Regions from separate parts of the Homo sapiens genome. Here region 1 is linked to region 2. Evidence: read pairs that join two places in POLR2A ChIA-PET (ENCODE). Cell type or tissue: Panc1. All regions are shown on one strand. Each heading gives the region's core, and the rest is flanking DNA. Links, peaks and the distances in the headings are about the cores only. Region 1 has its middle 330 kb from the start of LINC01950. Region 2 overlaps EFNA5 (ephrin A5).

Region 1 (16,398 bases), core at 2,799-10,798, 110 kb before region 2:
AGAAAACAGAAGTGAAAAATGCAAAGTTGTATAAGACTAGGTCACAATAGATATGCAATTAACTCTGGACATCTATCCTTTGAATTGGGTTGTGTCTATACAATGCCAGAAAAAAAACTTAATTTTCTCATTCAAATCAGTCAAAAACTCAAAGTATAAATTTACTGACAAGTGGTTTATTTAGTAGCATATAAATATGTCTATATATATTGTGTATACATAAGTGTATATATATATACATACTCAACATATGTACACGTATGTATACATATATACATACTCAACAAAATGTTTATTAAGAAGACTTCGCAACAATTTATTGAGATGTTTGATGAATTAAAGAAATCTAGCATAAATTGCAATAGGCAGCTCCATGTGTCATTGTTACAAGTATGGGTCCCTTCATTCACATCATTTGTTGGTAGAGGCAAACACCTCACAAATCAGAAGTTTTATAAAAAGAAGTGTCCAATTATGGAGAAAGTAAAGTAAAAACAGCAAAGGACTGTGACCTGACTTTAAGCCCTTACTATTTAGGAGGCAATTATGAGGGTATACTGTATTTAGGCTTCTGGTCTCCTCTTCCTGAAACCTGCCCTTGGGACAGTACTAGAACTCCCACCAGCAGGGTTCAAAGACAGGGAACAGTAGGCGGTTTTCTGTGTAATAGAACCTGAAGGATATGACAGGTGTGTTTGCCCCAAGATATCTGCCCTACTTTTCACCCTTACCCTCCTCATCATGTAATTTCCACTTCTTGCCTTCTTTTTTCCTTTTTTTAGTCAAAGTCATGCCTGAAGACGGACTCTATTAAAATAAATGTGTTACTTGTAAGACATTACATTTTAACTCAGTAATGGTCACTTACGCAGTGACCCACCATTTACTTAGCAGACCAGCTAACATGTTTCCTGGCATAGCTCAGGGTTCTGAGGGAATGCAACACTAGGCAGGTCTATTTTACTAGGGAGAGGAGGGGAGAAAGAACAGAGGAAGTCATAGGAATCATCCCGAATGTGCAGTGCTGAGCACGCGCATTGCTGCGGAAAGAAGGCAGTCAGGATCTAGAAGACAGCTCCAAACAGAGCCACTGGAAGTGACTCAGCTAATTCGGAACGGGTGAGCGAGGATCCTGCTCCTTTCTGCCAGATCACAGAGGAAGAAAGAAGAAAACATGAACCAATATATAATTTGCTAAACTAATTAAAAAGGTTTATTGGGAAAGAGATCAGAATACAAAAACCAAAAACGGTCAAAATTCATTATCTTCAGATCATCTATTATTTTCATCTTCATGAATGTATTCGTTTCCTAGGGCTGCCATTAAAAAATTACCACAATTTGAGTGCCTTAAAACAACAGAAATTTATTCTCACAGTCCTGGAGGACAGAAATCCAAAATTAAGATGTCAGGAGAGTTATATCCTCTTAGGCTCTGGGGAACAATCTGTTCCATGCCTCTCTCTTATCTTTTGGTGTTGCAATCCTTGGCATTCCTTGACTTGCAGACAAATTATGTACTCCAATCTCCATATCCATCATCACATGACATTCTTCTTGAGTGTTCCTCTCTCTTTCTCTTCTCTTCTTATGAAGACACTTGTCATTAGAGTAGGGCCCACCCTAATCCAGTATGACAGCATCTTAACTTGATTACATCTTCACAGATGCCATTTTTATATAAGGTCACAGGTACTGAGGGTTAGGACATCAACACATCTTTTTGGAAGACACAGCTCAACCCACAACAATAGTCCCTTTCCAAAGAGAAACAAGACTTCAAGCTTCGTGCTCATTCTTCCCAGGGCCTTCCCACAATTCAGACGGGATCATTCACTGAAGGAATGGTGACCACTCAACTGAAGGAGGCAGTTGAGGAAAACTCTATCACTGTGATTAGGAGACTGAACAGCTCCTAGAAATTAAGATCATATTCTTACTGTGTTCTTCCACTTGGAGCTTTACCAGCATCAGCATTTCCATAAAGTTTTCAGAGTTTCATCCTTGGCAATAATCCAACACATGAGCACAACACTAAGGAATTGGCAATAGGGCATAAAGGACTATTGTTATAATGAGGAGTGGCAGCTCAGGAATAAGGAGGAAAGAGAGGCGCTAATCTCAGGGGCAAAGTAAATTGCACGCTAAATCAGTGATATCCATAATACTAAACAGAGGGAGGCTTAAAAGACAGGTTATTGACTTTTGTTTTTCTTTAAAAAAAGACAGGTTCTGAACAGGATCACAACCTGGGTGAGCAACTAGATATAATTAACGTGTAAACTATAGTTTTGATTCTATAATTTTTTCTGTCTCCAGCCTTTACTATACACACACCCAAATTCCAAGCAAGGCAAGGAAACTAATTAACAGATCCATCACTGAATAAATGAAACTCAAGTTATCCATGGCATCCATTGAAAATGGGCCAGCATGTATACACCTACATATCCGTGCCAACCACCATGAGATGAAATGAATCAGAGTCTACCATCCCTAACATTTAGGATGTCAGCCATTAATAATGGCAGTTTCAGGATAATGCTCTTAAATGAAATTGGGACACTATTAAAATCAAGATGGGCTGTTAACAATGCAGTTTCATCACATGCAAATTAGAATACTTGAAAAACTTCAGAGGTCTTAGGAGTAAGAATAGTCTCTCAACTCTTTAAAATTGAATAGAAAATGACTTGGGGCTTTCATATCTGAAACTATATTAAATGATAATACTGCATAAATTTGGACTGGCCCCTCACTTTCAATAAAGCTGACCTTGAAACTTTTTATTTACAAACTCATCTAAGCTAAGACCATGGCAATTAAGTCTTGAACTGCTTTTTATGGTTGCATTCTCAAAAAGACAGCAAAAATGTATTGAATACCTACTACAGGCCACACAGTGTTCTAGAAGCTGGTGATTCAAAAGTAAATAAGGCAATGTCCTTACTCCTTGGAGATTACAATGTAGCAGGGTGAGACAGATGAGTGTGCCTCAGTTCAGAAACAGGTGTCCTACTGGGTATAAAGAGATTTTTGGGTTTTGGCTTTTTTCCTACTACATAAGTATTTTAATGTAACAGCTACTTTTAGTAACTAGACTTTTTTCTGGATTTAAACATCCTTTTTAAAATTATTTTTTATTATCCTTTAAGTTCTGGGATACATGTGCAGAACTTGCAGGTTTGTTACATAGGTATACACGTGCCATGGTGGTTTGCTGCACCCATCAAACCATCAACTACATTAGGTATTTCTCCTAATGCTATCTCTCCTCTAGCTCCCCACCCCCTGACAGGACCGAGTATGTGATGTTCTCCTCCCTATGTCCATGTGTTCTCATTGTTCAACTCCCACTTATGAGTGAGAACATGCAGTGTTTGGTTTTCTGTTCCTGTGTTAGTTTGCTGAGAATGATGGGAATGCTTTTGCGCTGTTGGTGGGAATATAAATTAGTTCAACCATTGTGGAAGACAGTGTGGCGATTCCTCAAGGATCTAGAACCAGAAATAGCATTTGACCCAGCAATCCCATTAGTGGGTATATACCCAAAGGATTAAAAATCATTCTACTATAAAGACACATGCACACATATGTTTATTGTGGCACTATTCACAATAGCAAAGACTTGGAACCAACACAAATACCCATCAATGACAGACTGGATAAAGAAAATGTGGCACATATACACAATGGAATACTATGCAGCCATAAAACAAGGATGAGTTCATGTCGTTTTCAGGGACATGGATGAAGCTGGAAACATCCTTTTATAGATACCATAGAAATAAGTATAAAGAGGTTACAGTGTATTTTATGAACCATACTGGAAGGCCTGAAAACTTCTTTGTTATAAGGTAAAAAATTTTGAAATGTATTTTCCAAAATTTATTATTTACTTTATTTGATAATAAGAAAAAAATTAGCAGTGTGCAAAATGAGGACAGTCATAAGCTACAAGAAAAGCAGACCTGTGGACTAGTCCTTCCCAAGTTCCGCCACTTGGCTTTATTTTCATAATCTGTGATATTGGGGGTTAATTTTTTCTATCATTTTTAATGTATTATTCAGATATTACTGAATTATTCTGAGTAGCTTTGTATCTTCCAAAAGTTTAGTGGAAATTTTAATTTTTCAAATAATTTTAGAACTATTTTAAAAATACAGTAAAGCAAAAGGCACAGTCAAATGATATAGTCCATTGGAAACTACTAACAGAAAATTTATGCATGTAGGTTAACATATATTTGCACAGGCCTCTTAGTGATCTCTGGGCACATATTTGAGCTTCTCGAAACTGGACTATTGATAAGGAAGCTTGTAGCTCTGATCTGTCCTTTCAATAAATTTGTTCCTGCCTATATGCACTTTGTGAAGAATGATTTGAAGAAGTTCAATTACTTCAACTATGCAGTTTCAGCAACTACTTTAACACAAACCTGCTGGGCTCTATTAATGGCAGCTTAGACTCAACCAGATCCATTTGGTGTAGATTCTATTCAGAATCAGTATAACAGTCACCTGTGCGGTAACAAGTAAGCCTAGCACGTATCTTATAATACCATAATGTAAATAGTTTTAACATTTTCTCTAACTTTTGTAAGTTTATTGGCTTCCTTTTATGTCCATGATGAAGAATGCAGATATATTAGATATTGATAAGATTCCAATTTATAAAGAAAATTAACCATTGTTCTACTTTCAAGTTCTAGGTCAGTTTATTCGAAGAAAATCCTGAGGTTTCAAGATGAGCTGTTCAAATCGTTTACCATTTGCACCTATTTATTAGTGTGAATTAGAATTTTTTTCAATATCATGCAAGCAATGCAAAACACAAAAGTAAAATTGAAGATTGAGACTGCATTTATATCATCTATAAACCAGAGTTCACATTTTTGTACTCATTCAAACAGTGTCATTTTTCTCATTAATTCAGCTTTATAGAAAGTAAATGTTACAAATATGAACTTCTAAAATGTTACAAATATGAACTTCTAAAACAGTTACACTGTTCTCATCTCTTTTATACATAGAGTTTTTACATGATAATGATTTAGAAAGAAGTTGGTCCTTTTATGAAAATGTTTTACAATTCTTCTTGTCAGGGGTTGTTTCTTTTCGAGAAACAGAAACCTACTCAAGCTAGCTCAAAGTAAATTTTCACAATTTTCAGACTAATATTATTGGAAAACAAAAGCGATTCAATTCATTTGCTCAAAATGTCCTTAGCATGACCTTCAAGGCCCTAGGTAATATCTCCACTACATCTCTCTCTGATCTGAAGTTCCACTAACCTCCTCCTGGCCACTTGTGCACTAGCCCCAGTGATATCACATGCAACCAACATAGCCTTCTAGGCCCACCACTTCAGCAGGTGCTGTCAAAGATATTGACAACAACTCAAAAGGAGTGGAGGAGGCTTCTGCTAGACCCAAACAGTGTCTCCTTCGAAAACCAAAACAAAACAAAACACTGAGTAAGGTAAAAAATGATTTCAGATAGTCCCATCTCACTTTAGTATCTTAATATCATGATAGAGAAGTTAAATATACTTTAACAAGTTTATCACATTGTTTCCTTTTTACTTTTTATTCTTAGGATTCTTTGAATTGCAAGTCACTGAAACCCCAATCCAAATTTGCTTTAAGAAAAAATCTACCGACTCAAACAAGACAGAGATATTTTAGATTCAAGCAAGGATTGATCCAGAGCTTGAATGACTTTTACCCAAGAGTTTCTGGTTTTGTTTTTGTCCTTACCATTTCTCAACTTGACGTCCTCAGTGTTTTCATGGTTTCAGACTGCCTGCCAGAATCCAAGTAGTCCTCAAAAGTGCTAATGGATTGACTTGGCTCACACTGAATTAACTACAAGTGTTAAAGGAATGCGATATGTTGATTGGTGTAGGCTTTGGTCACATGTTCTACCCCTAGAATTAGGAATACAATCAACTGTATGAGGTCCACATGAGCTTAGACCAGGGGAGAGGAGATTCCACCACCAGAAAACCTGGATGCTAAACACCACGACCAATTCCTACCATCCTTGATGTGGCACTCAACTTAGTGAGACTGGAAATAATTTCATACAAGGTGAAAGCTTCTAATCTATAATTTTAATTTAATTTCAATTTTTGCTCTGCTATCTTTACTTAAATATTGACTATTAAAACCAAACCATTTTTTTTCAATAGTCTGTAGATAAAACATCATTACACTTCATATTTATGCTATATTCTTTACTTTTGGTTGAACGACCAATTCTACCAATCTACCCTCAGTGAAGTGCCCACAAGACCCTATTCTCTAGACACGTACATCAGGAGGGGAAGTGAACATTTAATCAATTAATATTTGCTGGCTAATGCTTTGACATTTACAAAGTCTGGGACACATCTGCATGAAACTCTAAAATAAAATTGGGCAAGTGATTAAGAATAAGATAATGAAAAGAAGCCAACTGGATTTAAGAAATAGATGCATTTCTTAGTCATTATGAGATTTGAAATGATGCTCATTGTCTCCTCAGTTTGTGAAAACTTTTTGTCAGATCATTCTACACACCATTAACAAAACAGAGAGCTGCACTTCATGGATTCAAGATCAAGTGACTGGTGAAATAGTTCAGCATTCAATAGATTGTCTAGGCATTTTGTGCAACTATGCCTTAACAAATAGAAAATTCAAATCCCAACTTATTTTGTGTTATGACGATTTTTAAAATTAAATTACTCTTTGCCAAGAGCAGTCAGCAATTGTTATGTAGCAGAGAAATATGCCATAAAAGTTGAAAAATTGGGCTCTGGTGTCAGACTGCCTGGGTTCAAGTCTTAAATCTGTACTTATTATTATCCCTTAATTTCTTTATCAGAAAAAAAAATCAAAATAGTACTATTATCTAATAAGAGTTTTCATAAGGATTAATGAGTCAATCCATAGGAAGCTCTTAGAAGTTTCTGGAAAGCAGAGTGCAAGGAGTGTTAGTTACAATTACTATTCTCCACTTTTTCTCTCTCTCTCTTCTTCTCTCTCCCTTCACACTTTTATTTCTTCATTACATTAAAAAATGCTATTAAATTGTTTTATGGATGCCTCATTTTTCTATAATGCAGATCACAAACTGGCCCAGTCATGATTGAGATATAATCACCAAAGAAATGCCTTCGACAGAGATGGAGTAGCTGACAAGTTGCTAAACACAATGTTAAACTGTTTGTTATTGTTGAGGAGTGGGAAGCTTCTCTTTTAAAAGACTCCCAAGTTTAAAGCCAACATGATTAATATTCAGAGCAGACAGACTAGTTTATATAGCCAGAGACACTGAGGTCAGCCTGGATAATGGAAGAGCATGCTCATTCCTGAGCCTGTAGTGACACATACTTACATCCCTACCGAGTCCAGGCACCTCAGGCTTGTCAAAAAGAGGTGTGTCCATAAGGTTGTAAAGATTTGAACCTTACAAATGAGCATCATGTAGTCATAAGCATTTGGATGAGTCACAGCTTATTTTATGGGTGTAGCTCATCTTCAAAGGAAGATTGAACTGGCCATAAACATCAGATCATGGAACATAAGCTTTTCCAAAGACTCCTCATAAAAAAATACAATAAAAATAAATACAGCTATTGCCTAAAATTCAAAGTCTCACAGAGATTTATTGTGAATCGAATGCATCATTGCTCATCTTTTTTTTTTTTTTTTTGGATGATATCTATAGCACTGAACTGAGTTTCTTTCTAAAATGTTGATAAAGCTATTTTTGTTAATGTACATGATCGGTTATAGAAGACAACCTCAATACAGCATGGAATAGGAGAACATTTTAAAACATCTGCATTTTTACTGTTTTCCAATTCTCATCAGGAATCTTGTTGGCCCCTCAACATGTAATCTGACATGACCTAAATAATACCCACATTTGGAGTGGCCAAAATGTCAAAAGATTTCAAGATATTACAAAAACAAAAATATCCAAAGTTCAAACATATTTTTACATGTGTGGTCCACCACCCTAAATTTTCTGAAACTAAACATGAAGATCATTTTCGTGAAAATAATAAATTATGTTTTTGCTAGCTTCCATTTATATGAAATCATTTAACACATATTATTTTAGCATACCTATTACTTTTCCAGCACAATCTAGGTTCTTCAGGAAATTTAGAACAAACACAAGAGCCAGTCTCTGAACTCTAGGAGCTTTTATTTCAGCAGGAAGATTATATTGTGTGCACACAACATCAAACATCATAAGGCAGGCAACAATTTAATGGTGTCTTTTGGTAGAAATCAACCATTGTTGAAGGTTAGAGAAGAGGAAGAGCAAGGGCATAAATCAGGCAAAATTGCATGAAAAAAATGTCTTGAACTGAACCTGAATGTATTAATAAAACCCAGAGGAAAAGCGAACAATGAATTAAGTCAAATAACAATAACATCATCAAAAGATGAGTAAAGAATAACAAGTCAGTTTTTAGACAAAATCCAGGTTTCGTCAGTAAAACAGATATATGAGTCACAGGTAGCTCCAGCATTTCAAACTTGGGTAACCTAGAGAAGATCTTTATCAAATACAGGAAAGTTAAAAAACAGAGCTCAAAGACAAGAGAAATTTTATTTAAGAGATATTACAGTTGAGGTGACAGTACAATTTCTCATTATTGATGTCTGGTACACAAGGGGAGGTGATAATGGAGAGTAGAGTTTTGGAGAGAGATCTGGGGTTATAGGGTGAAAATTATAATATCACGTAAATTCTCCCTAGGCAGTTTATTCAATAGTGTCTATTGTCTTGTTCCCCCAGCACAAAATTAGAGTGCCCCTTTATTATGAGATTCATCCTACCCTGGAAACATTACCCTATTGTCTACATCAAAAATTACTCAACTCTTATGGGTCATGGCCACTTGAGCCATATTTTCTCAATGTTCCTTCATCCCAGTACCCATGGAGTTAACCAGTGTCATGCAGATATGCCAGATTTTATTTTTTTCAGTGATGACGGGCATACTGCTAGGTCAGGCTGACCTAGTGTGAGTTTAAAAGCATTAATATTTTACATACACTATTATTCCATGTAAATGCATTAAAGCATAAGAAAATCCCAATGTTTGTAGATTTTTTTTTTGCTTTATCTGAGTCTTAGTAGTTATGCTATGCTGTTTTATAACAATCCTGTTATGAAAGTCTTGAATGTATTTTGTATCTTCCAATGCTGACCAAATTATTTGATCTTTCATTAGCTGTCCACAAGAATAAGAGATTGATGCTCTAGGTGAATAAAAGTAAGAGTTGGAGATTTAATGGATGAGCAGCAAGGAATGAGAGGAAGAATGTTATATATGTGAACTGTAAGTTAAGCATTTCGGCGAATAGCAGCTCCCCACATGCTTTATGGTGGAATCTCAGGCCACTGGGTTGAAAGGTACCTTAGAGCTCCTCTAGGCTCACATTTCTTAGGAAAGATTAGGGCTGGGGCAGATGCAGAAGGATTTTGAGTGGTCTCTCTTTCTTGTGCTGTTCTGCTCCCACTTGGGGCAGAAATTTGTATTTGAGTATTTGTAAAAGATAACATTTAAAAATGACCACAAGACCCTGGTTACTAAGCTTGATCCCTCTTTTCCCTAAAGAAACTCTGAAGGATTTTTTTTTTTAATCACAAAAATAACAACAGAATCCTAAGATCATTTTTACCTTTTATACTAATGCTCCTAGATGGTCTTTGAAGGTCTAGTTACAAATGGATAAATGGAGGCCAGCTCCATCTCTAACGACCTACCAGCTTAACCTCACTAGGCCCGCCTCCCTTTCTGTTGAGTTAGATGCCCTTAAATTCATTTCCAGCCCTATCATTCTATAATTCCACACATATTCTGAGATAGTCTCATGAAGCCTATCCAAAGGCTCCATGATGGCAGATTCCTAATTCAACTTAAAACCAATATTACAATTTGGTAATTTTACTGGAATGTGAGTTGTTGTTAATGGCTTGATGATAATTCTCCTTAAACTTAGAGAAGCTGCTATGCAAAGTGTTTATTTAACATTCGGTTAATTCCTGAATGTTATTCCGGAATCCATGAAGACAACAATCCATGAAGACAATGTGAACACTAATTTTTCAGAGTGAAAAAATAAAGATAGGAAAGAGTTAAGTGTACTTATTAACCTACAGATGGCAATTTTGATCAATAGTGTAGACCTAGAAGAAACTTTTTTTTAATATATTTTAATTTAACCCTAGATGAAGCAATTTGGTTCAACATCCATGACCAGGTTACTTACTACAGCTTCCAGGTTTCCAGGCTATTTGTTTGCATTTACGAAAGAAACAAAACTGGGAATATATGCAATATACAATTTCTAAGATTTTTTTTCAGAGCTAAAATCATGTTGTAATACTTAAATAAATCCCTTTCTCCCTTGATCTATACAATATTTATATATTGTTGGAAAATTATAGACATGATTTTTAATCTGTCTTTAGACACATTAATATGTCTTTAGACGTATTAAACAATCTTTGGAGTTTTTGCTTACTTTATTTCTTAGGAAACCAGATTGCCAAGTTAGAGCATGGAAATGTATTCTTACCTGTGTCAGAACAAATCAAACATTGAAAATGAGACTGTATTTCCCTCTCATTGATGGTCCCTAATGGCAAAGATCCCATCTCCAGCTTTTGATCATTTTTCATTTCAACGGAGCATGCTGGGCCGCAGCTAAGCATGTGGAAATGGCTGTGAGTCAGGTGAGTAAAGGAAGCCCTGTGTCAGCACATGCTGAAAGCAGCAGCTGAAGTCCTGTCCACACTGGTAAAAAGACTGTACTGGAAACGTGTTTTGCCACATCCTGACAGTTGCCCTGCTTCTACCTGATATGGTCAGTTTCTGCCTGTTTATTCTCTAACCCACAAGGCATGCTGCATCCAAGTTGCTGTTTCCTTCTTGATGAATCTCCCTTGGATTCTGAAGGAATCCTTGGATTTTGCAGTACATCTTCACCAGGATAGTAAAAAAAAAACCACAAGTACCATCCTTCCAAATCAGATTTTAGTTAAGTTCATGGAGTCACTTTCCACATTTTTAGGACTGGTTTCTTTTCACTTAATGAGGTTTTTCAATTATTAAGATTCTTTAGCCACATCCAAGTCATGGCAGGATGGGTTTAAATGATGAGCATTTCCCCAACAAAATCATCATTTAATGTTGAGCAAAAACTTAAATAGTAGACGGCACATTCAGGGTCGGAACCAATGTCTGACAAGGACAAGCTTGCTCCAGCTCGGCCCGAATGATGATAAACTTGGGCTTCAACATTTCGACTCTTGAATCTGGGAAACAACTCAGTGGAAATTTATATACAGTGCGTAATGTGAGGCTTGGCTAAAAGCAAAGCTGCCCTTGGAAAAAGATAGATGGTTTTAAACAAGGCTAATTTAAAAACCTGAATCAAAGATAAATCAGCTTTCTGAACTTAGAGGGGCAGCCTCCACAGCAGAGGTCCCACACAGCCCACCCAGCGGAGGAGTCTCCCTCCTGCCCTGCCAAGAACAGAGGCCTAGGGCTGCTGGAAGAATCCCTCTGTGAGCCCTCTCTGGATGGGGAAAGGCAGGTTGGGGCCTTTGAGAAAGGCATTAATCACATTTGGTTCCTTGTACCTGAGAAAAAATAGCTATCTATGGGATCTGAATTTTTGTGTTTCAAACTGGAGAAAGCTTTTATGATGTCTCTTGATGAAATATAACCACCCTCTCATTCTAAGCAGCCTTTAAATTCTCAAATGTGTGTAAATGGAAAACACGCTGTGGGTCTTTATTCTACTGAGCAGCAAGAAATAAATCAGAACTCTCCCTCCGCACCCCCCATTCTGTCTCTCCCCTGATACCTCACAGATGTGCAGCGTTAGAGGGAAGAGCAGAAATGCTTTATAAAATTAATATGTGGAAGCTGCTTTATTTACCATAAATGCCTAGCCCAGGGCTTTCTCTACAGTGCCCCGTCAAGATATTAAGCTGAGTTCTTGCCTTCTGCCTACCAAAAAGTCCTCTTTCATATCTGTCGGATGGGAGGGTCTCCATTTTCTGCATAGGAGAGGCAGTTGGTGGTGGCGTGGTATTTACCGTCAAAAGTGAGATGACTGCAGGTTAGTGGTAAACAAAACATTTCATCCATAATGTATAAAATGTGTAAATCACTTTAGGATCCTGCTGGGTTCAAAGTCCTATATTAATATCCTTGATTAGTATAATTGATATTAAACTGGATGCTAGAGACCCCAATAGATGAATACAAATGCTAGAACTCGCCTCCGTAGCTCATTCATATCTGAAAATATGTGGAAGATATACCACAGAGCTCATGAAAGACTTTTAACTGATTTTAATAGCAGTCATTACATTAGAAAATGAGACTTCCGCTTGTAACAGAGATGAACTGGGAAGAAACAAAGGAGGAGAGGTAACTAGTGCAGCGCCCCAGTGCCCTGCCAGAATTACTGCTCATCATTCTTGCTTTCAGCAGTTAGCCGGCTCCTTTTGTCAAAGACTACCACCGTCTAATGAAACAATTAGGGCTTGACAGTTTAAATATGCTATTTTGTTCTTTTCAAATGTAAGTGCCAGCCACTAAGACAAACTATACCCACTACCTTCCTATCAGCAGAGCCATTGTTATCCCAGATAGAATGCCCTAAAAATAAAATCCATTTTGTATGTGAAGCTTCATCAAGTCAGGTCATGTCTGCTCCTCAGGGCAGACTGCAGTGTACTAATTTCATTATGCTATTTTTAAATGTAGCCTCCTTGGATCTTTTAGTATGTCCTACATAGCTCAACAAGGCCCTGAGTTAGTGTTCAGGGTTCTCTTACTAATCACCTCTGTCCACCCTGGCCTCCACCCTAACCTCCACAACCTCTCCAGACCTGGATGGTTAACAGGAAATAGGCACACTAATGATGGATGTGTTCACACAAAAATGAACATCACCTACTAGGCACTGGCCAACACATGACTATAAGAAGACCAAACTGGCATCAGTTTCTTGAATTCACTATTGAAGTTACTCCAGTTTTAAAAATAAAAATCCCCAAAAAGAGAGAATGGCTTTTTAAGATATCATCTTGAGTTATTTTTGAGCCTTTGTACCTATTTCTGTTTTGTCTCTTGTAGAAAGTGTTTTTTTTTTTTTAGTTGTATAATGAACACAGACTCAGGTAAATGAAAAGTGTAGAAGAAAATATCATTATTCATTACTCTTTTACTTGTGACTAATGGAAACCCAACTGAAACTTGATATGCAAAAAAGGACATATTGTTCATTTAATCAGAATTGGAGTGGCATTGGTCACAGAGAGATTCATGGGCTCAAATAATGCCATGAGGACAAGGTTTCTGTCTCTTGGTCTCTCAGTTCTATTTTTTCCTGTGTTAGCCTACATTTCAGGGGGATTGCTCCTCCTAGTAGTCCATGACACCCTCAGCATTACAACTTACCAGCTGAGTAACCCTGATGAATGTCGTCTCCTGGGGGTAGGGAGAATGAGATGATGGCCAATGGGCAGGAAATATCAGAGAGGAGAAATAATTTTTTTTTATTTTGGAGATCTATTATACACTGTGGTGACTATAGTTAATAATAGTGTGTTGTACAATTCAAAAATGCTAAAAGAGTAAATTTCACATATTCTTAACACAAAAAGAGTATTTGAGGTTATGGATAGATTAATTAGCTTGATTTAATTATTTCATATTGTATTTATAAATCATAACATCACTTTGTACCCCATAAACACATATAACTATAAATTTTCCATTTACAATATTTTTTCTTAAAAAAAGAAATGTTTCCTTCTTCAAAATTATTCTAACCACACTCCCCAAATTGAGTCTCATCAGTATGGCATGGGTTATGTGTTCACCCCTGAACCTATAAGTATGGACAGAGTAATGAGAATCTCTGATTGAGTCCATTTCTGTCATATGCTCACATAGAGCCAGAAGTTTAGATCAGTTGCAGATAAGCCACATGGACTGAGAAGAAAGAAGACGTGGTTCCCCAAAATGTCACCAAGGTATACCATCTGAAGAAAAAGGAAGAGATGCAGAGAAAGCAAAAAAGAGCAGATGTCCAACAGAGCAATTTATTCCCTCAAACTAAAAACAAGATAATATTCTTTGAAAACTTTTATCTTATTTATTCAGACAACAATCAAAGATACATACTTAATCCTAGAGGAGGTGGAAGGTCCAAAACTATTTTTGAAAACTTTGATGAATCTGTTCTAATTGGAAGAGTGAAATATTTTCCTCTCCAAGATTTAGAAACTGTCAGGAGATACCAGTGTGGGGAATAATGAAGAAATTACACAGAATAAAGAGAGAAAAAAAATAAATGGCATAAATTAATTGGGGAATCATGTCCCCAAAGTCCAGTCCCCAGTTGCACACTCACATTTTGAATATATTGTCCTGCTGCCTTCTTACCTCCATTATTTCTGATGAGAAGTTAATTGTTTATCTTACTGGGGTTCCCTTGTGCATGACGAATCTTTTTTTGTTACTGCTTTCAAGCTTTCCTATTTATTTTTGGCTTTCAACATTTTGATAGTGACATGTCTGTAGATTTGTGTGTGTTTGTCCTGCTTGGAGTTGGTTGAGCTTCCTGGGTGTATAGATTAATGGCTATCATTAAATTCGGAAGTTTTCAGCCATTCTTTCTTTCTTTTTTTTTTCTTTTCTTTTTTCGAGACAGAGTCTTGTTCTTTCACCAGGCTGGAGCACAGTGGTGCCATCTCGGCTCACTGCAACCTCCACCTCACAGGTTCAAGTGATTCTCCTGCTTCAGCCTCCTGAGTAACTGAGACTACAGGTGCCCACCACCACACCTGGCTAATTTTTGTATTTTTAGTATTTTTAGTAGAGACAGGGTTTCACCATGTTTGCCAGGCTGTTCTCAAACTCCTGACCTCAAGTGATCCTCGGCCTCCCAAAGTGCTGGGATTATAGGCATGAGCCACCGCACCCAGCCAATTTCCTCAAATGCTTTTCTTGCTTCTTTTTATCTCTATTCTCTTTTGTGTACTCCCACTATACACATGTTCCTTGGTTAATGGTGTACCATGTTTCTCTGAAATACTGGTGTTTGGTTGTTTCTTTTTTTTCATTCTTTTTTCTCTCTGTTCTTAATTCTAGAGGAGGTGGAAGGTCCTCTCTATTGAACTAATTTTAAGTTTGCTGATTCTTCTCCCAGCTCATTTTGAGCACCTCTAGTGAATTTTTCATTTTAGTTATAGTACTTTTCAACTTCAGAATTTCCATTTGGTTATTTTTTTTAAGCCTTTCTATCTCTTCATTGATAGTCTCTATTTGATAAAACATTGTCATCAGGTTTCCTTTGATCCTTCAGCTATGATTTTCTTTAGTTCTTTGAACATATTTTTAATAAATGCTTTGAAGTCTCTGTCTACTAAATCCAACATCTTGGTCCCTTAAAGGCAGTTTCTATTGCCTAGTATGTTTCCTGTGTATCTGTCACTCTTTTCTGCTTCTGTGCATGTCTCATAATTTTTTGTTGAAAACTGGACATTTTGGATAATATATTGAAGCAAACTTGGATATGAATATCCCCTGGGTGTTGATGTTGTTTGATTGATCATTTGTTTGTTTGGTGATTTGGCTGAACTAATTCTGTGAGGCCTATTTTTCCTGTAGTGTGTAGCCTCTCAAGTTTCAGCTCAGATTATTTTCCCCTTGTTTTTTACCTTTTAGCCTGGTTTCCTAGGGGTTGCCCCAGAGTCAGCATAAGCTACTTATTGGTCAAAAGAAGATACTAATTAGTCAAAATTAAGCTCTGTTAGATTTTTACCCTTTAGCACTGGATGTACATGTGTGTAGCTTGGGGGCTGCTATTAGAACTCAAGAGGGTGGTAGTTTTGCCCACAATCAGCCCAGGGACTAGTAGCTTTGAAGTTCTTGTCTCTGATTCCCTCTGAGAGGGCACCACCTTGGGTATGCACACTATCTTCCAAACTGCCAGGGATGCATGTGCTTTCAATTCTAACCCTAAATTCCTAGGAATTATTTTTGGGCCAGGGTAGCTTATCGTTCAGCCAGTGTTCAGGAAGAGGTGTGCTTAAAACCCTTGTGCCAGTGAATCTTCTGCTCGATGTTGATGATAGATATGTGTGCAGTTTGGGGAGTGATTTCAAATCTGTCCAAGTCCTCTTCTGATTGCTCCTGTATCAGGGGAGCCAGCCCCCAATATTTCAATGTAGGTTCTTTTCTATTTTCCCTAAGTGTTGGCCAGTCTGAGAAATAAAGGGAAAGAGTACAAAAGAGAGAAATTTTAAAGCTGGGTATCTGGGGGAGACATCACATATCAGCAGGTTCCGTGATGCCCC
Region 2 (16,398 bases), core at 3,936-11,935:
TCCTAAGTATTTCATTTTCAAACTTGGGTGGCTGAAAAAGGTACATCTACTACTTGAATAGTCTAGGTCCTTTACTAGTCTCAAGTGTAAGTTCTCAACGTACTCTGACCCTGTCTCTTGGTTCCTCTTTACTAAGGTAAGTAGATACCACCTCGCTTTTCTTCCTTATGATTTTCATGGTGCCGACCTGACTTCCTCCTGGACCCCACACTCCTGTGTTGTGGATATTGACAGCTGGGGAGGCCACATTGAAAGGACACTCAGGCAGTGCCCTGGGCTTCAGGCTGCAGAGGAGCAGCACCATAATCCTCCTTCTCTGAGTTCATCTTTAGCCACTTTGCCCTGCAGTCTTCCTCCTTTCATTCCATCCTCATTTGCTAAAGCCAAAATGCATTTCATTTTAGTAGCTGGAAAAGGAAGGGTATGGTGCATATTTAAAATGTTCTAAATTGGCCTTTAGCATATGTTGCTGGCACAGCAGAGAACCTGCTTCCAGGGAAATATGTATGGAGGTATTTTATCAAGAAGCTCCTGAGTGAAGTTTCTTCACTCCATAAATATAGAAACAGCATTACTGAAAGGAGACAGTGTTATTAGAGGTTAGGAAGCTGTGAGATACTTTCATCCCCCTTCACATTATGTTTTAAAGAATTCAATAATGAAAATGTTATTTCTCATGAACTGGATAGTTGATTATTACATTTTAAATATATTTTAATCTGTCAAAGAGGTGATTGTTTTAATATTCCTACTTGAACAGAAATCCAATGTCACTTCTTTAATTACAAGGCAACCTAATGTATTACATTCTGAAATTGAAATGTAAAAGAAGGATATGATTTATGGTCAAAGATTAAGCAAATTTATCAGCTTAGGGTTCCTCCAAAATTTTAAACTAATTCTAGAGTGAATATATCTTGGGAGCACTGTCTTCAAATTCTACTATTACTGATTTAAAGGCTAATTTCAGAACAAGATGTCTGTTTTTAACTAGTATAATTTTTCATTTGTCCCAAAAGGGGCTAATGGGTCCTGCAACAGATATGGGTTTGGTTTATAAATATGTTTTTGTGAGGAGATGGGCAGGACAGCAGTCTCTGTTGTATAACATGCTGCTTCTTGCATCCTTCTGTTATTCCTTTCAGCACAGAATGCAAGCCTTATGGCTTTCCTATTCTAAATCTGAAGATGCTCTTTTTTTTTTTTTTTTTTTTTTGCTTTTCTGTGGAGGTTAAAGCATCGAATACAAACAGCACATCAAACAGGGTAGATAAATAATACTAGCATCACTAAGGGCTGAACAAATATTTGTTTTGTTAATTTTAAATTTCTCTTCTCTCTCATGGACTGAAACATGTCTATCTTTCAGATGTATTGGTAATCAACCTCAATGTTCAGCTCTGAGAGAAGAGGACTCATGGATAGTTTCACTGTTACCCCACCAGGTGTGAAGGCTGAATGAGACCTTATATGATGACCAAAACACATAATTTCAGACCAATCCAGCTCTTCCAGGCTTTAGAACATGCTAAAATCAATGAATATTCCTAGAGAAGTGAAGGTTCACAAGTTAAAAAAGTATTCAAGGATAAATTTCAAAGATTTTTCCTACTTATTTGGCAGCAGAAATGCAGTATGCTACAATATATACTGACAAAATGTTTGGAACCTGGAGTTGGTGCTGTGTTTATACATTAATGAAAGTTCCAACAGAGTTCTTGCACGTGCATGTTTTGATAATTAAAAATTCTGCAGCATAAGAGTTTTACCTTAAGTTCAGTAACTGTTGATGATGATAAGAAGACATCATTTTCTTGGCCAAATATTTAGAATTCATCAGCAGTTTATTATACTACCCTGTCACTTTTTTTCTTGTATGTATGTGTGTGCACTTTAAAAGCAAAACATTTAAAAATCCCACAATACTAATTACTCATATCAGATAGATAGATAAAATTCACATAGCTTTTGCCTGTTGCTTTTCTACTACAAGTCATGTCAGTCTGAATGACTTTTTAAAACTGCTATCTCCCAGAAATTGCACCTGTTTCATATAAAAGGCCCAGGCCCACATAATGTTCTCTCCTCCAGTGTTGTAACTCATTTGGAGTTTGTTTTATTAGCTTGATGGAGGAGTTTCAAAGGAAAGAAAGCATTAAATTGGCAGAGCCTAAACAAGACTTTCCCTCAGGAAGGGGCTGGAAGCTTTGGGTGACAGTCTAATTGCTTCTAAGCCCCCAAAGAGGCCTCGGGCATGGAGTAAGAGTGTGTCAACGTCAACAGGGCCAAGTCAGCCAAAGAATTAAGCAGGCAGAGTTCTAAAGACCTAACACATCACAGATCACTTCAAATGGCTTTCAAAAGGAGATTTTAAAGAAATAGTTAATGTCTGGCAATCAGTATAGTCCTAACAGACGTCACTCCCACAATGCAAAACACGCTTTTCCTCTACTCCTGCTGGCCAGGAGCTTCCTATCAAAGCTGTACTTCAGGTCTTAAGCCAGTAGAGTTTTACACCCCCCAGCCCCAACTTCAAGCACATGAAGCAGAGCACCTGCCACATACACACAGACCCAGCAAAAGGAGACACAGGCAACCATCAGATAGGCTATCTAGCCACTGTCCAAGGAGAACAGGATTAAACAAACTGACTCTGATCAGGGGATGTGGGCGTCAATCAAACAAATAAGCCACCTGTCAAACTGCTTACTTCCATGTAGCCCTTTTGTATCTTCTAGATACAAAAGAGAGGAGAGTTACCCAGCAGAATTTCAGGCTATTCACAGTTTCAAAAATAATAATAATAACTAAAGGGTTAATAAGTAAATCTCCTTTTTATTGACCAACTCAAGGAGAGATTTTTGGAAAAGAGTGATTTAATAGTTCTTAAGTACTTGGTGTGCAAAGAGTGAACTAAATGTTTGTATTATGGGTTGATGATAACTTACTGGAATCATTACAATCTAAATCTGAAATTTAGCCCACACTTTTAAAAAATTGAGATATCTGATAATTAATCTGTTAATTTATTAAACAAACAAGAAATAAATTGGAAGAAAGAAAATACATGGGTTTTATGGCTTTCTTTTATGTTTTATCTTCATCAGACAAGGGGAAGCATATATTTGGTAATGCTAGGGCATGATAATAATAATAATGTTTTCATACAAAACTGTAGACAATAAAGCAGAAATTGTGGCTGTTTCTATGGAAATTGGCACGTGCAAGGTAATTACTTCTATTTGGCCAGTTAGGACCTTGTGAGCAGTTGGATACAAATCTGGGACTGGGAATGAGGCTAATACAAAGAAAAGAGCTCTGCAGTCATTAGAAACGAGGTGGTGATCGTAGTCATAAAAAGTACTGAATTCATCCAAAGTCAATGTATAGATTTAGAAGAAAACTGGGACTTTGCTGAATGCAAATTGCTGTAATTATTACTATACTAGTTTTATATAGATTTATTTTTTACGTATAGATCTCCTTGAAAATAGTAATGGTGTTTACTTGTCTCTGTATCCCCAACACTTAGCACCATGTTTGCACATAGTAGCGACTACATAGATGTTCGATGAAGAGGAATGTAGCTGAAGGGTATGAGAAGTGATGCTTAAAAACAGAAGAACTGTGTAAAGCATCCAATAATCTCTTCCTGTGTTCTGGGTCCCAGTATAAAATTTTGAGAGAAGCTAAATATTATAAACAAAGGTCAAGATCAGGAAACAAAATAATGGCAGGCTGCAAAAAAGGAAAATGATAACCAGGACTGTTGTTCAAGCAATGCTAGAAAATTATGCCTAACCAAGTAGACAACTTAAGCACCTAAGGCAGAATGAAAGTTTCTCTCTTGTCATTAAGTCCTCTATTCAATTACCATTTATCGGGGTAATTAAACACTGGAAAGTGATGCCAGGCTAATTGTTAGATTATGATAATTACACGTCTTTGCTATGCTACAGCTGATCAAAATAAGATGTGGTCCCGTGCACTTAGCCAAAGCTGCTCTGTAATCGTCAGACTTTTGTACAGTGCTAGGACATTTATTACTAATTCATTACAAATCAGGCGGAGAAGCTTATTATTTGTAATGCTTCTACCCCCTACCCCCACACAGCCTCCTGAAACAAGACTCACAAAAGGTTAAGCACAAACTTCTGCCTCTCATTGGCCCATTGCCATCCCAATTACACAGCTGAACAGCATTAGGTGCCTCTATTTGAGAGGGTTCATCAGGCTGCTTCACAAACATCCTGCAATCGCCTATCACATTGGCAGAAACATCCAAGACCCCTTTTCAGCCCCTGCCAACCACTGTTTTGCTCTCAGTTGTGTCCCAGCAACCATGAGCTGGAAATCCAGAGACTCCTTTGGTTTTGGGGCTCCCTCCTGCTCAGGTCAGGCCTCAGCTAGACTGAGATATGTCCAGGGGTTTGCTCCAGTTAGCAGGAGTCATGGGGAATACAGACTGTTCTCCACCTACCTGACATCCAGTCTCTGTTCTTCAAGCTGGGATCAGGAGAGGAAACCAGCGTTCTCAGGCTCCCACCAGAGTCACCACAAAGCTACCAAATAGATTCGGATCTTTGGAGAGAAAGACTAGAACCAATGCATTGTCCTTGGGCTTTACAAGGCCAGAATCCCTGGCATATCTGGGGGTTAGAAATCTCTCCTTCCATCCCTGTACTAACTGCTCCAGGCCACTGTTGGAAGGTGGGAAGGCAAACAGGTATTTTATATTCTTCACTTGGCTTTATCCTGGAACTTTTGAGGTCCTCCCTGCAACCATCATCAGAATGTGTTAGCATGAGCCACTGTGAGGTGGAGGAAGCATAGAGCATCAGGTTAAAAGTTTAGTAACTGCTACATTTATGTCATGGTATGGCTCTCTATTTTAGGATTTTTTTTCTCTTATTATTTTAGCAGTGTTACAGACTGAATGTCTGTCTCTCCCACTCCAATTCATGTTTAAGCCCCAACCCACAATGTGATTGCATTTGGAGACAGGGTCTTTTTTGGAAGTAATTAAGGTTAAATGAAGTCACAAGGGTGGGGCCCTAATCCAACAGGATTAGTGTCCTTATATGAATAGCAGAGAGCTCATTCTCCTTCTGCCATGTGAGGACTCAGGGAGAAGATGGCTGCCCCAAGAGAGCCCCCCACCGGAAATCAACTTCTGCTAGACCTTGGTCTGGGACTTCTAGCCTCCAAAACTGTGAGAAAATAAATCTCTGTTGTTTAAGCCACAGGGTCTATGGTAGTTTGTTATGGAAGTCTGAGCAGACTAATATGAGCAGTTTAACATTAAATTAGGGATACAGTGGGGGATAGGGTGGTTTTGAATTACATTGCTCTCAGTGACTTCAGATGTATATAAACATCAATAAAGAACAGCTAAGTAAAAATGGCCAGAAAGGAAGGGAGCAAGGGGGAAGGAAGATGGCAGACTTATGCCACTACCAGCACTTCTCATGATACCCTGCACATGGGAGAGACTCAGCATCTACTTGCTGCTCTGAGCAAATGGCTGCTCTGAGGCGAGAAGGCACACTATTTTTCTAAGTAAGCATAGTTTCAACTCTGAAATTAACTCATGGCACTACAAAAACGACTGTATTATCACCTGGCAACTGTGTTATCTCGCTGTTTTAGCAAAGGCTTTTGCCCAGAGATAGAATGAAGGGTGTTACAGAAAAGTCACATATTCCATTTTACCTTTCCTTGACCCTGGAAATTAAAACAGAATATGCCACCACCCTTCAACAATTGTATTAAGTGCATTCTAGGGGCAAAAGAAACCACGAGGTACTTTGTTAACACCAGAATACATGAAACTGTCATTTCATGCACACATTTATTGGTGGCCTGTGGTTTAGACTGGGGAACAAAGGTACTTCAGTTCATCACATAAAAATGGTTTTGCACTACTTAGTATTATTATTTCCTCCCCACACTCATTAAAAGGATATCCATTCATACAGCTGGATCCTCTATTTACTTTTATAGCCTGGACCACAGAAAGATATATGCAAGAAAAATGCAATCATAAAAAATGAGAAACTAATTGCTCTATCCCAAGGAAACATAAGCGGGAGAAAGAAATAAACAATTCACCATTTATTTCTCAGAAATAAATCTAAGCACTTTAGAGGATTCTCAAGTACTACAATATTTCTACCTACTTAAATGCTTGTCTATCTCAATGACAGAGAATATAGTTGTTTTTCTTTTTCCACCTATCATCTTAATAAACTCTACTTTCAAAATGTCTACCTTGGAAAAGAACTATAGTTCAAAGGGAGTGCACATGATCTTCCTATTGAACTTTCAGAATTTTTGGTATTGCCAGAAGCTCTGAATGAGCCACTTGTGTGGACTGCAAGGTTTCTGAGGCAAGGTTAATGTCAAGACACAAAGACGATGAAATAAGCAGATGATAATGGGCACTCCATACCCATGAAAACTCAGCACTGTCAGCTTTGAGAAGACAGGGTCACAACTTACTTTCTTCAGTACTCAGTAGTGCAATCCCAGATCCCAAAGTTTCACGACGTACACATTAACATTTTATTGCTGCTCACACTGTTCAAGGCAGACAGAAAGAGAGAATGTGAGCTGTTTTTGGTCACAAACTCAGTGTTGATGAGCTGGGTCAAAAAACAACACAGGATTTACAAAACCTATGGGAGATATTAAATGAGCCTGGGACTAAGCACAGAATCTGTATGCTATGTGATGGTAAATGTTACTCTAATATAGCACGTCAATTGATTTATTTACAGAATAGGATAATTTTACTTGTTGATGTTTTAATTCAACATCTGGGTATCTACCTTGTACATGCCAAATATTTATCAAAATCATACCCCATTTTGCATGCTAAAAAAAAAACTTGGATTTTTTTTTTTTTTCAGTTCTACAAATATAAAGTATTCCTTTCAACCCTCTCTCTGAGAAGTAAAGGCATAGGGTAAACAGGGATTTCACCTTGGTATATCTCAGATTTCTGGCTCAGGACACTCTGTATCTGAGAAAGATTCACAACAGCCAAAACCAACTCAAGGATGTTTTTAAATCCAGTCATTAATTAAAAACCCTAAGTCATGGTCACTGAAAGTACTGGTTACTATGGTTCTATAAACGTGATTAGGGAAAATAACATGACATGTGCTGGCCAGGTGAGCAGATTAGAAGCACAATCTACCAGGCTAATATAAAGAGTATACCCACTCTTGGTGCTGTTAAACCTGCCCTGAAGCATGCACTAATATTCAGGGCTGGAGCAAGGAAGGATAGCGTCCTATCTGCAGAAACACCTTTTCCTTCCTTGTGTAGGCAGTGAAGCTGTGCTGGAATTGCATTTCCCACCATATAACTGGGACATGATCTGAAGCTTACATATACTTCAGTTTAGTTCTGAATCCTAAGAAGTTACAAATTATTCCAACTCACTAGAGGAAATGAAAATTAGGAGCTGTGGGAGGTGCCTATTGTTTTTCTGTTTTAGTTTAAATATGAATTTCTGGCATAAAAGCTGAAGAAATATACTTACATATGCATAGCACTTTCTGGTAGAACATTAAATTTAGTTTATTTTTTAAATAAGGGTGGTGCCTTCTGAATATAACTAATATCTCTAAAGATGTCAGAGATGTTTCCAAGTATATGGAAACAGGAAATACTGCATTTCTTTGACAATTAGGACATTTAAAAATTTGTATCACATGTGGAAAATTGTGTTGATTCTAATTATGAAAAAACTTACTGGACAACTCAAAATTAGACATATCACTCCTGATTTTCTTCGAATCTAAGAAATCCTCCTACATAAAACTTTTGATAAAGGTTTTGACTCAACAACAGCTACAACCATCTTACTAGAGTTGAGAGCAACAAAATCCTAACTCACCACTCCTTGAAAACACCAGGTTATTTGCCTTTGTATTCTAGACCAATAACCTGGCTTTGTATCCTAGACACTACTGATGTTCACTAGTCTTAACCTACAGTAATTATATAAATATACACAGCATGCATGACATCAGCTTGCAAAGAGATGGCCTTTTTTTTTCCCATTGATACTTAGTCTTAATAATTTCACAAGAACCCTACTTCGGAATCAAGACTATAGAGAGATATACTAGTAAAATAAAGTTTGAGCCATCATCTTATCCAGCTGTTTCCTTTTAGAACTCTTAACTACCTAGTTTCTTTTTTTGAAAATCTCCAGGGGAGAATTTCATTCTAAAATAGTAGTTCTTTCCCAGGACCTATAGATGTCATTCAAAATTCAGTACATAAAGAAATTCTCTTTTCAAGGGCATCCAGCTTTCCAGTGTAGTTCAAAGCAATCCCCTCAACCCTGCCCTGTAAGAAGATTTGAGAGAAATGTATAGAAAATGTAGCTTATGTTTTCCTAGGAAAGTTGAGCTGATTGTATTATCAACTGTCTATTGCATTAGCAATTTCCAGCTGAATTACAAACTGTTTCCCTGCATTATATTGCTATTGTTCAATATCATTTTATTGCCCTAATGAAACAAAGCTATATAATATAACCATAAAGTACTGATTACAGTTAACCATAATGGAAGCGAGCTAAGGAAAGCTCTATTTTTAAAATAAGCAAAGAAAAAGAAGAAATGCTGATACTCAGAAGACTTTTTTTTTTCTCTTTTTGGTTTTCTGGATTGGGATCAAAACAACGCTGACAAATTACTTCTTCTTTCTCTTCCAACAATACAGATGGTATTTCCCCCCAAGACAGAATTTCTAGAAAACTTCCCGAGGAGCGAAAGTTCCCCAGGTACTAAAAAAAAAAAAAAAAAAAAAAAACCCTGTGAATTATAAATATGTCTTAAAAAGTACCTACCTCAAACCAGAGTATTCTCTTCATATCATGGAAGAAGATATCCAAATTTTCCCTGGGGTACAGGTTTCTCCCTGTCTGTAGATGAGCTCTTGGAAAAGTACCATTATGAAACCATTAGGGGCATTGCTTATTGGCCTATATTAAATCGACCAGCAACACAAATGATTAGGATGCTGTGCTGGGCAGGAGGCTGCCCAAATAAGATGGCAAATCCATAGCTAAGGTTTCTGCCTTTTAGTAAAGGCAATGAAGATGACTTGGCAGTTCCTTATATACCCAGCTCCTTTTCCATAGATAGAACCAGTAAACAAAGAGTTGGAAAGAACAGGCAAAAGAGAAATTTCTTGGGTGTTGCTAATTAAATGATGACTATAAGCTGCAGTGCCAGGCACTTGCTGTCCTCTGACATGCATGCCAGACCCACTATACCCCCTCAAGAACAGCATAATTAGAGCAAGGGGGAACAGAGTATCATTCCCCAAGCATTTCTTGTGTTGAACTGGAGACAGTTAATGAAACTACTGTACAGTGCTGTAGTGGCAGATGATCTGTGACTGCCCTTTTTCTAGGCGCTTAAACTTTCAACATCTGAAAAATTCTTCTTGCCATTTCTGCAGTAGATATGGTGTAAATGCCACATGTTCTTACTCATAAGTGGGAATTGAACAATGAGAACACATGGACACAGGGAGGGGAACACTACACACTGGGGACTGTCGGGGGTTGGGTGAAAAGGGGAGGGAGAGCATTAGGAAAAGTACCTAATGCATGCAGTGCTTAAAACCTAGATATCAGGTTGATAGGTGCAGCAAACTACCATGGCACATGTATACGTATGTAACAAACCTGCACGTTCAGCACATGTATCCCAGAACTTAAAGTAAAATGTAATAAAATAAATTTCAAAAAGATATGGTGTAAATGTAAAGTACACTTGAAATGCCTGAATGTCAAGATCAGAGACTAGGTCCTCCAAGACAAACTCTGGTAATGGAACAATCCTTATTCTTCTAGAGATCTTTGGTGAGTATTCACATTATCTACGAGGAACGTGGATGATAACATCATCCATGTGGACACAGCATGCTGAGTGCTACATACTATATTTGATGCACTGATCTGATGTAAGTGGTTCAGAACAGTTTCCGCAATGCTCAATATACTTGCATTTTCTCATTTCTGCACCCCTGAAAAAAGCTAAAGATAAATCAGGGTGATATCTGTTAGACCTCTTTCAATAGTGTGTATTGCTTGAAAGATGAAAGAGAACATGCATTTATCTTTTCCTATTAGAGTGCTAATTTATGCAAGTTCATTTGCCTTTTGCATCTATTGATTGGATTCTTGTTGTCTCATCCCCTGTACTCCATTAGAATCCTCGCTGACTTAACAATAATGCAAAGGCAGACAAAATTTGTACAGATTTTTACATGCTCTTGCATCTATAGCCTATTTAAAAGTTTGCATAAGCAAGACAGTGTAAGTAGAAATTATGGGCAACATGAAAAAGTATTTCACATCATTGCATCAGAAAGAAAATCTCAGAGAAGATGAGAATACTTAATGGTTGAACTTCTCTTTTCAATTTTAAATAGTCATGGCTGAACATTTGAAAAGAATCTTGTGCTTCAGGCATGCCGAAATTAAAATAGAAGCGCAATTTGAGATTACAGTTTATAAAACCAGTAAGCACAGCTGCTACATGTAGGACAGGAATGGCCCTCCTTTTCCAAATCCATTTGTGTAAGTCAAACTTAGAAGTAAAATTTTCTTTACTATGAAAACTGGCAAAAGGACACAGCCCTAGGAGAATAATTTTCAGACATGGTTTCCTATGAATTTGCTCCCAGACTCAAAGAATGCTTGATTTCCTGCTTCATTGGGAATATATATACATATTAATTAGTTTAAATGCTTACCGTTTATGGGGTCAAAATCTGATTTTAGTTCCAGGAATAATGATAAAATAACTTATTTAATATTAAGTGACATAAAAGCTGATAATCATAGGACAAGAGTATAAAGATTGCCATTTAAAAAAAGTTTTTTGGAGATAGAGTCTCACTCTGTCAACCAGGCTGCAGTGCAGTGGTGTGATTTCGGCTCACTGCAACCTCCACCTCCTGAGTTCAAGTGATTTTTGTGCCTCAGCCTCCCGAGTAGCTTGGATTACAGGCATCCACCGTCACACTCGGCTAATTTTTATATTTTTAGTAGATACAGGGTTTTGCCATGTTGGTCAGGCTGGTCTTGAACTCCTGACCACAAGTGATCTGCCTGGCTGGGCCTCCCAAAGTGCTGGGATTACAGGTGTGAGCCACCACACCTGGCCTCAAAGATTGCCATTTGAGATATAACTTTAAACCCCAAAGAGTATTTTAATGCACTTTGTACAGAGCACATATGTGCTCTATTGAAGGGTTTATAACTATTCCTTCTGGTTTTCACTTCACTATGTCCAAAAAGGAAGAGGGAAAATGTAAAAGTCCAGTGAGAATCTGATCTGTTCTCATCCTCCAAGTGATTTATGGCCTCAGAGACTTGACAATGGAGAAATCGCAAGATGCTCACAAGTCACGAAAAGGGAGGCTTCTCAGCTTATTGAGGATGCTAGAGTTGTTCAGGCAGGGATGTTCGACAGAGGCAGAGGGACACCTAGCAGGTGTGGAGTTCAGCCACCCAGACCTCTCCAAGGATGGCTGCAAATAGCACAAGATGTCCACGAACACTAATAGGCGTCCTCTGAACCACTTGGGAGGTGTCACTAATAAAAAGTGGAAATCAAAATGGAAAGAAAATTTCACCTCTAATCCTTCTTGTGGCACCTGGCTTTTTCAGCACATATGGTACATAAAGTTTGTTAATGTCTGGTAGTTATCGAGTAAATCAGAGTTGATTAAAGATGTTTCAACTTTATCTTCATTTTTCAGACTTTATAGACATCCATCTGATAACTGAGAATAAACAACTATTTTATTGGTTGTGGCAGACAGTTCAGGAAAGAGGTTAAGAGAAAGGAATACACAGTTGTCTGCCTATCTTCGAATCTGGGCTCTGCTGCTACTAACTGTGTAATCTTGGCACATTCCATGACCTCTCCACATCTCAGGTTCCTCACCTGTAACATCAGAACATAACACCTCACTCCTAGGACATGTTAGGATTAAATGTATAAACTAAATGAACAAATAAATGATGACTAAAAGTACAGTGCTTTGTACAGTGCCTGACAAATGATTAAGTGCTCAGTATGTATTAAAACAAAGTAAGAGGAATATATTCAATTATACTATTTATGGAACTTTTAGGGTATTATTTTTACCACTAAAATGAATTTTAATTATTTGAAAAGCATCCTGAGAATCTCAAAGATCCTGCAAAATAAAAATTTCAACAGTCATTATTACATATCTTTAGTAGGTAGAGTGTAATTTTTGTTTATGAAGAAAGGAAATGTGATTTCTAAAACTTTAGAAAGGCAGGACCTGGTGGCTTACACCTGTAATCCCAGCACTTTGGGAGGCTGAGGCAGGCAGATCACGAGATCAGGAGATCGAGACCAGACCATCCTGGCTAACACGGTGAATCCCTGTCTCTACTAAAAATACAAAAAATTAGCTGGGCATGGTGGCGGGCGCCTGTAGTCCCAGCTACTCAGGAGGCTGAGGCAGGAGAATCGCTTGAACCCAGGAGGCAGAGGTTGCAGTGAGCCAAGATCACGCCACTGCACTCCAGCCTGGGTGACAAAAAACTTTAGAAATAAAAAACTTAAAAAAATAAAAATAAAAACTTCAGAAAATGGGGAAGAAGACACTGACTTTCTCAAGGGGACTGTCTATGCACTCACAAAGAAATCTCAGTCACCTTCTGGAAGCATGCAGGATATATAAATACACAAAGGAAGGGTGGGCAGTTGCCTCTGTGAGGTAATTCTGGGACACAAAGGCCATCTTTAAACAAAACTGCCTTCCCAAAAGTGAATGTCAATCCTTAAATATGTGTAAAATGTTACTTTGCTTGGGAGGAAAATCTTACTTGCCAGCTAACGCATTAACATATTTTCATCTCTCTGACCCATTAATACCTGTCACCCAGCAGAGTTAAGACCCCTGAGAGACTGGTGAACACAGTGGGTAAGTTTTTATGAGAAAGGGGCCTCAGGAAAGGGGAATCAGACTGAATGACAGAGGTACAGGGTGACAACAGAGGAACACTGAGACTTTGCAATTCTGCTGAGGTCAGCTCAAAAGACTAAGTGTCTTCACACTGCATTAGACTAAATGATGTTTCTCTACAGGAAGGCCTGTTTTAACTTAAACTTTAAAATTACGCATTTGAGCAATATGATATTCGACTGACCCTCCAACCTTTCCTAATTTGATTGACTTTTCACATATTTATGTCCTGGCTCCCTTGTTAATTAAGTAATTCATTCAAGACAAGTATATTGATAGCCTCCTGTGGCTCAGGCTTTGTACTTAAAGGTGGAGAAACAGAAATGAACCAAGACATAGTCCTGCCCTGGAGAAACTGACAGTCTAGTGGGGAAGGCAGTCATCCAAATACATCACTCCAATAAAGTGCTATAAATGTAAGAGAAACGTCTACCAAATGCTGTAGAAAATAGTAAACAGCAAAAGACTTCAAAAGAGTTCAGAAAGACCATACAGAAGAGCCAGCACTTGCAGGATGGACGAAGGGGAGGGGGGCTTCTCAGGCAAGGCAAAATGTACAGACCCAAAGAAATGTGAAAGCAAGGACAGTGTTGACAGCAAATGAGACCACCAAAGGAGGTTAGAACCTTATTTTGAAAAAGGAGTTTGACAGGCAATTAAGAACAAGGGATTTTTTTTTTTCTTTTTATTTCCCCCCTCTGAGATGGAGTCTGGTTCTGTTGCCCAGGCTGGAGTGCAGTGGCACAATCTCAGCTCACTGCAACTTCCGCCTCCCGGGTTCAAGCGATTCTCTGCCTCAGCCTCCCGAGTAGCTGGGATTACAGGTGCCTGCCACCACGCCGGGCTAATTTTTGACTCCTAACCTCATGATCCACCCACCTCAGCCTCCCAAAGTGCTGGGATTATAGGCATGAGCCACTGCGCCCAGCCAAGAACAAGGGAAAATTTTTAAGAAGGTGCAGAACATGATTGGATTTGTATGTTAAAGTGATCACTCTGTTAGTCCTGGAGAAGACAGACTGGATGGAGAGAAAGCTCGAAGTAGTAAGATCATTAAGGAGTCTACTGCATTAGACCAGGCAAACAAACACACAGACCTTGCCAGCTTCAGCTGAGAATTCCTTACTCCCTGGCACCTGCCAGTAAACTATTCACTTATTCTTCCATTAAACGACTATTTGTAGAGGCCCTATTGAATGCTAGATACTGGCACTGTGGAAAGCTACAAAATAATACACATAAAGGCTTCACTTCAGCTTCTTATGACTGCATAGACATGACAAGAGCCTAAAGTAGGTCATTTGTGGGCTTAAGGAAAAGGAGATGGACAAGAGAAAAGTTACACAGAGGGAGGAACATCGGAAGGTTAAAAATAATCCCCAGGGCTGGGCGCAGTGGCTCACACCCGTAATCCCAGCACTTTGGAAGGCTGAGGCGGGCGGATCACGAGATCAGGAGTTCGAGACCAGCCTGGCCAACATGATGAAACCCCATCTCTACTAAAAATACAAAAAATTAGCTGCATGTGGTGGTGTGCGCCTGTAATCCCAGCTACTTGAGAGGCTGAGGCAGGAGAATTGCTTGAACCCGGGAGATGGAGGTTGCAGTGAGACGAGATCATGCCACTGCACTCCAGCCTGGGTGACAGTGTGAAACTCTGTCTCACAATAAATAAATAAATAAATAAATAAATAAATAAATAAATAAAATAAAATAAAAACAAAAATAATCCCCAACATTTGTTCATTATTTTGCAGCTCTTACATATCACCATGAAGGGCAATGTGGGGTGGGTTGGAGTGGGGGTGAAGGTCTGAAAGAGTAGTGCATGTGAGGTTAAAGACCTGGGTTTAAATACTTCCCCTATACCTCAGTTTTTAAATAAATAAATGAAAAATAAGGTGTCCTAAAGGTTCTATAACACTTTCAGTTTCACACATGGAACATGCAGAAAATAGTCACCACATATTTGGTGACTGAATTATTTCAGAAGCCAAATGATACGATTTAGTGGAACACTGAGACTACGGCTAATTCTGCTCCTGGATTTCCATTCATCACATCAATTTCAACAAGTGAAGAGCAGCTATAACCAAATGGCTAAAGCTGGCAGAGTGTCCAACGCCTAGAGGCACAAGGAGGTCATAATGATTGTCTAGTGACTGGTATGGAAGGGTGGAAGCCAAAAATATGGCTAAAACCATAAAAAAAAAAAAATAAGGATTCTACTCTTCCCTGATGGTAAGTGGCAGAACTAGGGACACTTTAGGTGATGACAACTAATAGAAATGTCACCATCGATGAAAAGCTACAAGAGAAGATGTAGCTTATCACATCATCCCTCCCCGCCCCCCCAACTACACCTGCTCTGAACCCTTCCAACAGCCAAAGCAGCACAACAGGAAATGACAAGTATAATGATGAGAAAAACCAGTGAGGTCACCATTTAATAATTTTCCCCAAGTATTTTCTGCACTGTTTCATGGAGTATTGTCACATCCAAAGTCCTTAAGAAGCTCTCTAAGTTCCAACATTCCTGACAGAGGAATATAAATAAATAACGTACACTTAATCAAAATTGTTTTACACCTGCTCCTTCCTACTAAAAATGATAGAAAAGAAAACATCTGCATTACTGTCTCTGGAGAAGTAAACTTTTCCTCTTCCAAAGTCTTTTGAAGGGTAATGAGATGCCTTAAGTGCAGGGAAAATTTAAGATTTTGTCCAGGTCTGAAATTGTTGACAATATGTTAAGCAGACGGAGGTGATTTCTTTTGTTTCTCTAACTTTCCCTTTTGGTTCTGATGAAGGAGATGCTGACATAAATGTTTTTGTTGTTTTGCATGGCAGATAGACTTGCACATCTCAAAGGGGAAGCAAATCATCTCCTTGCAAACGATGGGTTATTTTTGCCAAAAAATTTGTATTAACGACGGCAGAAAGCCGTGAAATATTTATATGCCTCGACTTCCACATGAGAAGGAAGGAGGGGAGTTGTGAGAGAGGGAACGGGATATGCCACACAAAAATTTTTTGGTCATTTTGATTCACTGAAACAAAATGGCTTTTTAAGCACCCTGGGACCTCCACGTGTTTGTTTAGGATTCCAAAGGCAAAGTTTTTTTGCTCCTCTAGATGACAGCAAAATCTTCACTTCCTTGAAAACTGGTGCTATCAGCCTCATTGTGACAAGATTTAAGTAAAGCCACAGAACTGGAATTGTGAAATGCCTCCTGCCATGCTCCCTCTCTTCCCTTCTTTCTAAATTAGTTTTGTCGACTAATATTTTCTCCTCCTAGTGTCCTTAAGCATGTGCAAAGCACTAATTCACACATAACATTCAAGAGCGCCTAA

The links. Peaks named below come from ENCODE experiments on the same cell type or tissue, not always from the same donor. Only the 100,000 strongest peaks of a DNase experiment are listed, where the experiment ranks them.
Region 1: POLR2A ChIA-PET joins it to region 2 with 28 read pairs; 2 of 35 experiments call an interaction of 5 or more read pairs at or near these places.

What each region holds. Positions count from the first base shown.
Region 1 is chr5:107,330,044-107,346,441 of GRCh38, forward strand. No RefSeq gene overlaps it. Among named protein-coding and RNA genes, the nearest start is that of LINC01950, 330 kb to the left of the region's middle. In Panc1, for the core only: no CTCF peak of the experiment used is centred there; a DNase peak (open chromatin) is centred at 7,468.
Region 2 is chr5:107,434,122-107,450,519 of GRCh38, forward strand. All of the region lies in intron 1 of EFNA5 (ephrin A5), which reads right to left. Among named protein-coding and RNA genes, the nearest start is that of EFNA5, 230 kb to the right of the region's middle. In Panc1, for the core only: no CTCF peak of the experiment used is centred there; no DNase peak of the experiment used is centred there; H3K27ac peaks cover 873 bases.